2 separate regions of the Homo sapiens genome follow, and region 2 is linked to region 1. A link is a loop called in an ENCODE intact Hi-C map of the cell type or tissue named here. Cell type or tissue: HepG2. All regions are shown on one strand. Links, peaks and the distances in the headings refer to the core of each region. The heading gives the core; the rest is flanking DNA. Region 1 overlaps LOC107986458 (a long non-coding RNA gene). Region 2 overlaps SH3RF2 (SH3 domain containing ring finger 2).

The links. Hi-C counts contacts between places; a loop is a spot of excess contacts. Peaks named below come from ENCODE experiments on the same cell type or tissue, not always from the same donor. Only the 100,000 strongest peaks of a DNase experiment are listed, where the experiment ranks them.
Region 2: it touches region 1 in a loop (3-fold over the local background); 7 of 110 quality-filtered maps call a loop at or near these places.

What each region holds. Positions count from the first base shown.
Region 1 is chr5:145,933,710-145,936,629 of GRCh38, forward strand. It overlaps LOC107986458 (a long non-coding RNA gene), which reads right to left. Exons shown (of 4, transcript XR_001742913.2): 4 at 1,992-2,054. SH3RF2 (SH3 domain containing ring finger 2) reads left to right here and starts at 2,869. Exons shown (of 10, transcript NM_152550.4): 1 at 2,869-2,920. RefSeq lists an enhancer at 2,607-2,920. In HepG2, for the core only: no CTCF peak of the experiment used is centred there; a DNase peak (open chromatin) is centred at 1,532; H3K4me3 peaks cover 896 bases.
Region 2 is chr5:146,023,700-146,026,619 of GRCh38, forward strand. The region is part of intron 5 of SH3RF2 (SH3 domain containing ring finger 2); the gene reads left to right. The region is part of intron 1 of LOC107986458 (a long non-coding RNA gene); the gene reads right to left. Among named protein-coding and RNA genes, the nearest start is that of PLAC8L1, 80 kb to the right of the region's middle. RefSeq lists an enhancer at 2,343-2,920. In HepG2, for the core only: no CTCF peak of the experiment used is centred there; a DNase peak (open chromatin) is centred at 1,492.

The sequences.
Region 1 (2,920 bases), core at 286-2,785:
CTTGGCTGGATTTTCAATTGCCAGATTTGCTACAAGAGTAACCCACTGGATCTAGTCTGCCTTCCTGGGACTGAGCTGGTTTGACTGCATTTTCTCAGGGATGGGAAGGTTTGAAGCTTTTAAGACCATTGACCATACAGGGGTGTGGAGGGGCCATGAGATGGGTAGACTACAACCCAGAGGGGCCCAATCTCCTTTTCTGACATCAATATTTTGTCTTGGGTTGGCTCTGAGATCAGCTGGTGTGTACAATATGGGTATATGTGTAACCATGTGCAGATTTAAATAGTAAAGATACATGGGTGTACTTATGATATGTACATGATTTTATAAAATGAAAAGAAACACAGGCCCCGGGATTAGACCAACCTGAGTTCAGATCACAAGGTTTGTAACCCTGGGAAAGTTACAGTATCTTACGGGGTGGTTGGGAGAATTCAATGAGATAATATGTTTAAAATCTTAGCATTGGTCAGTGGCATACAGCAAGTGCTCCATAGGTGTTACTATTATTAAGATTATGTATGTGTGCACCCTTACACAAGTGTATGCATGCATCTGCATATAGGTGCAGATATGAGTATGTAAGGGAGATAGAGTGTGTTTAAGAACAAGAGAAAGAATAATGAAAAATATCGCCAATCTCTGCAACAGGAGTTCCAGCATAGGAGTGGCCCTTTTTACGGAGTGAGACCACTGCAGGGCACAAAGGAAACTGACTCAGCTTTACTAAGTGGGAAACAGAGTAAGAGGACAGTAAACCTCAAGAGCTTCCTTAGTGGCACAGACTCAAGAGTAGAAATTAATAGAAGGAGACAGGCAAGCAGAATGGGATGTGATGTTATCAAAGCTCAAAAGTGACGTTAAAAAAGTAATAGTTGAAAGTGGTCTCTGAAATTGTCCTACATCAAAATTAGGCCTCCGTGCTCAGAAAATAGATAACCATCGGCTCCATCCTAAAGTTCTGGGCCACATGCATGTTTGATGTTTTGGAACTAACATGAAAGAACGTGGAAAAATATGTAAACAATGTTTTCAGACCTCCTGGTCTCCTCTTAAGATTTTCCCATTGAGCTGTGTCTGAACACTCTCTGCATAATAAATAATTGTCATCCTTACGTCTAGAGAGAAGATATAGTAATAACAATAATTTTAAAAAGAACACCCAGTTTCTTTCTCTTTTTTTTTTTTTTTTTTTTTGAGACGGAGTCTTAGTCGCCCAGGCTGGAGTGCAATGGCACAATCTCAGCTCACTGCAGCCTCCACCTCCCAGGTTCAAGTGATTCTTGTGCTTCAGCCTCCCAAGCACTCCCAGCCAACACACCCAGCTAATTTTTGCATTTTTAGTAGAGATCGGGCTTCACCATGTTGGCCAGGCTGGTCTCAAACTCCTGACCTCAAGCAATCCACCCACACCTCAGCCTTCCAAAGTGCTGGGATTACAGGCATGAGTCACCGCGCCTGGCCTCAAACACCTAGTTTCTAGTCCCAATTCTGCCCCTAACTCACTGGACAACTTCAAAGAATCCCTTGATCTTTCTGGGCACAGCTGCCTCATCTGTAAGAGAAAGTGAGTAGCCAGTTTTGTCCATTATCTTTTGACCTCTTGCCCTCTTAGGGGAGGCTTAGCTCCCTTGAACCACCTCTTCACCTCTTTTTTTTTTTTTTTTTTTTTGTCGCCCTGGCTGGAGTGCAGTGGCACGATCTCAGCTCACTCCAGCCTCCGCCTCCCAGGTTCAAGCGATTCTCCTGCCTCAGCCTCCTGAGTAGCTGGGACTTCAGGTGCGCACCACCATGCCCAGCTAATTTTTGTATTTTTAGTAGAAATGAGGTTTCACCATGTTGGTCAGGATGGTCTTGATCTCCTGACCTTGTGATCTGCCCACGTCGGCCTCCCAAAGTGTTGGGATTACAGGCATGAGCCACTGCGCCTGGCCAGCCTCTTAAAGTTATATCACTCCATGACATTGTTAAGAGCACAGCCCACTTGCCTTCTGCTAGCTGTGACTCCCGAGATGAGTTATTTATCCTCTCTGTGTCTCAAGTTCCCTCATCTGCAAGATGAAAGTAAAGAATAGTTTAGTGTCTCCTTGGGTTGTTAAGGGGTTAAAGGGCTAACACAGGTAAGGTATTTAGAACAGTGGTTGACACAGATAAGGACTACCCTGGCATTAAGATTGTTATTATTCACTTAATCGGATACCTTTGTAATTTTACATGAAATGTATTATCGATAAATCAAAAAATAGAAATATAGGCATAATCTGAGGATATGAAAAGACTACAGTGGATAACAGGCAGGAGGAGAGCTTGGAGGCCACTGCTTTTCCTTTTTTGAAAAAGCTTCTCTGTGCTTTGATTTTTCACGTATGTGTATATACGTGACACTAGTTTTTTAATTTAAACAGATTGAGCAAAAAGATCACTAAAGTCCCTCTTATCTCTAAATTCAGAGATTGACTATGATTTTCAAAGAGCAATATTTTCTAGGTGTCCGACTTATCCTTGTTTTCATAGCTTGACCATTTTTACTTTTGACCTTCCCAGGAAATCCTTATGAAGATTTAAAATAAACACAATCACTTTGGTATGTTTATAATGGAGCAGGTTCTGACTCCTTGGATACTACAGAAAACGGGAAAGGTGAAAATATGAACTTTGTAAATACTTGGCCTTAGGGACTGGCTTATATTTTACCTCTTACAATCTTTTCCCAGAAGCAATTCAGTAAACTGAAGGAAAGATCATAAAGTTAACAACTGCAACAACAAAAGCGTGGTAAGTAGGCAGCGCCCTGGCAGTGAAAGCGTTAACAGGGCTGGGTAAGGCGATCCCTTGAAATGAGTAAGACTGAGTGGTTAAAGTTTTCAAAGCGGTTGGCAGCAGCGGCGCTTGGAGGAAAGGAAGCCGGTTGGAGGGC
Region 2 (2,920 bases), core at 334-2,833, 90 kb after region 1:
ACATTTCCTTTACTCCAAAAAGAAATCCCACACCTCTTAGCCATCACCTCCCAAACTACCATTTCCTTTAACCCCAGCCCTAGGAAACCATTAAGTTACTTTCTGTCTTTATAGATTTGCCTATTCTGGATGTTTTCTATAAGTGGAAGCACACAGTATTCGAATATTTGGATCTTTGTGGCTGGTTTCTTTCGCTGAATATGTTTTTAGGTTTACTCATGTTGCGGTATGTATTAGTACTCATTCCTTTTTATGGCAAATAACATTCTATTGTATGAATATACCACATTTTGTTTATCCACTCATCAATGAATGAGCGTTTGGGTTGTTTTTACTTTTTGGCTATTTTGAATAATGCTGCTATGGAACATTTGTAGACATATGCTTTCATCTGATTATATACCTAGAAGTGGAACTGTTAGATCATATAGTAACTCTGTGTTTAAGGAACTGCCAATGATTTTCAAAAGTGATTGCACCATTGTACATTCCCAGGCTTGGTGTATGCAGGTTGCAATTTCCCCACATCTTCGCCAACACTTGTTTTATTATCAATCTTTTTTATTGCAGCCATCCAATTGGGTGTGAATGTTATCCTATTGTGGTTTTGATTTGCATTTCCCTCATGGCTAATAAGAGCATCTGTTCATGCGTTTATAGTGCATGTGTTCTTTGGAGAACTGTTTTTTTATATCCTTTGCCCATTTTATCATCGGGTTTCCTTATTATTATTGAGTTGTAAGAGTTCTTTACATATTCTAGATTCAAGTCCCGTATCAGTTATATGACTTGCAATTTTTTCTTTCATTCTGCGTGTTGCCTTTTCACTTTCTAGGTGTGTCCTTTGAAGCACAAAAGCTTTTCATCACATCTACTCTTTCCTTTGTTGCTTGTGCTTTTGTTGTCATATCTAAAAACCAGTGTCTAATTCAAATTCATAAGTATTTATCACTGCATTTTTTTCTAAGAGCTTACAGTTTTTACTCTAATGTTTAGATTTTATGATCCAGCTGGAGTTAATTTCTATGTATGTTGTGAGATAGGGATCCAGATGCATTCTTCTACCTGTAGATATGAAGTTGTTCCAGCATCATTTACTGAAAAAGACTATTTTTTCCCATTTTGTTATATTTACACTCATGTTAAAAATTAAGTACTTTTTATAGCAACACATCAGGAAGCACATAATGCCTAACTGCCTCCCTTTTTGTATTAAAATTGATTCTATTCAAGTGTCAGCCTGCTCCATCCATTAAATGGGTCCCCATTAGCCTTTTACCGGGTGGTTTGAACATTATTTCATTAGGGGTTGCAAAATGATGGTGTTCCAAATCTGTCACTCCTGAATTTTTTTATGCCACAATTCTTCCATAATATTGAGCTATTTGTAAGACACAGCACTGTGAGCTTTATCTCACTATTGATCTCCACACCTACACATCATAATCCCTCAGCATATATTGGGGAGTCCAAAGTTCATATTCTTAACCTCTCTCTCTGTCTCTCTCATTTGTTCCTGGGCATTCCCCTAGCTCAAAGACAAGATTCATTTCTCACCACCTTCCCGCATGGCATGTTTGCCATCACTGAACAGCCACCCCTTTTTCCACTGGCCACTGCCAGCTGGGCTAATCTTACTGCCTGCCTGTGCAGTCGCCTTGTTTACATCCTTGCCACTGCCGTAGGCTGGCCCCCAGTCCAGGCCTCCTTGGCCCACATGTTCCCTCCCTTGCCTTCCTGAGGTCTGGTTCCCACACTTGAGCCAAGATCAGGAGAAAGAGGCCCAAGTTTGTTCAGCTTGGAGAAGAAAAGATTGATGTGGGGTTGAATGATGACTTTGTTTTTCCAAACTTGCATTTCTATACCAGTTTTATTTTCCTGTGTTCTGAAGAGAAAAGGAACATAAATCAAAACATGAAGGATTTAAGGAAGTACAATGAGAAATCTCTCCTACCGCATAGACTGCTGGAAACTAAATACTGCCAATGCTGAAGTGGAATCTATGGATTCTGTTGTTGTTTTTATTGTGTTTGGTTTGGTTTGTATTTATTCTACAGAGGAAGGTAGCTTAGTACAAACAAAAAGGTTTTGAGTCAGGCAAAGCTTCTTGTCATGGCTTTGCCATCTGGTAACTAAATGACATTGAAATTAAGTATCTAACCCCAATAAGCCTCAGTGTACTCATCTGCAAACTGGGATAACTCCTTCCATGCAGGGTCTTGGCAATGGTAGCAATAACTCAAGCTGCAGCCATTGCTATTACCTTCCCCCTCTTTCCTCCAAGGGGAGCTTTTAGAATCTGTCATTTGTGTGACTGGGGAGAACCCTGAATTAACACAGGGAATGGGCCAAACGTTTTAAAATCTAAATGATCATTCCAATCTGAATGTTTTAAGGTATAGTTTTTCACAACTACTAACAGATATGGAGGAGGGGGTGATCTTGCCTCTTATATGTAAAACACTGGCAGGAAAAGGTACTTCCTTAACAGACTCAAGGTCTTCCCCCAAAAATTAAATAAACACATGAATTATAATTTAAAATATAACTAATAGTCCCTACAATATATAACATCTTTGAGCCACATAGTCCCAGGTGGCAGTAACCTTTATTTGCACAAGAAAGGTGATAGATACATCACGAGCGAGGCCTCAAAGAATGTGATCCTAGCACTCCCACAGTTAACTGTATAGCCCTGGACAAAGGGTTTTGCCTGTCTGGGTCCCAGTTTTCTCATTGGAATGACAAAAGTGGCTTGGCAGAGTATTATGTGCGTTAATTGGCTAACAGCACACTCTGAAGATAGGTAACACAGGGAAAGAGCTGTTTCTATTATTTAATGAATCATGGTTATTGTTGTGATTCTTCCTGTCTTCTGCGGGAGCACACATTTACACAACAGACCTGTTTTCTTTCTGTC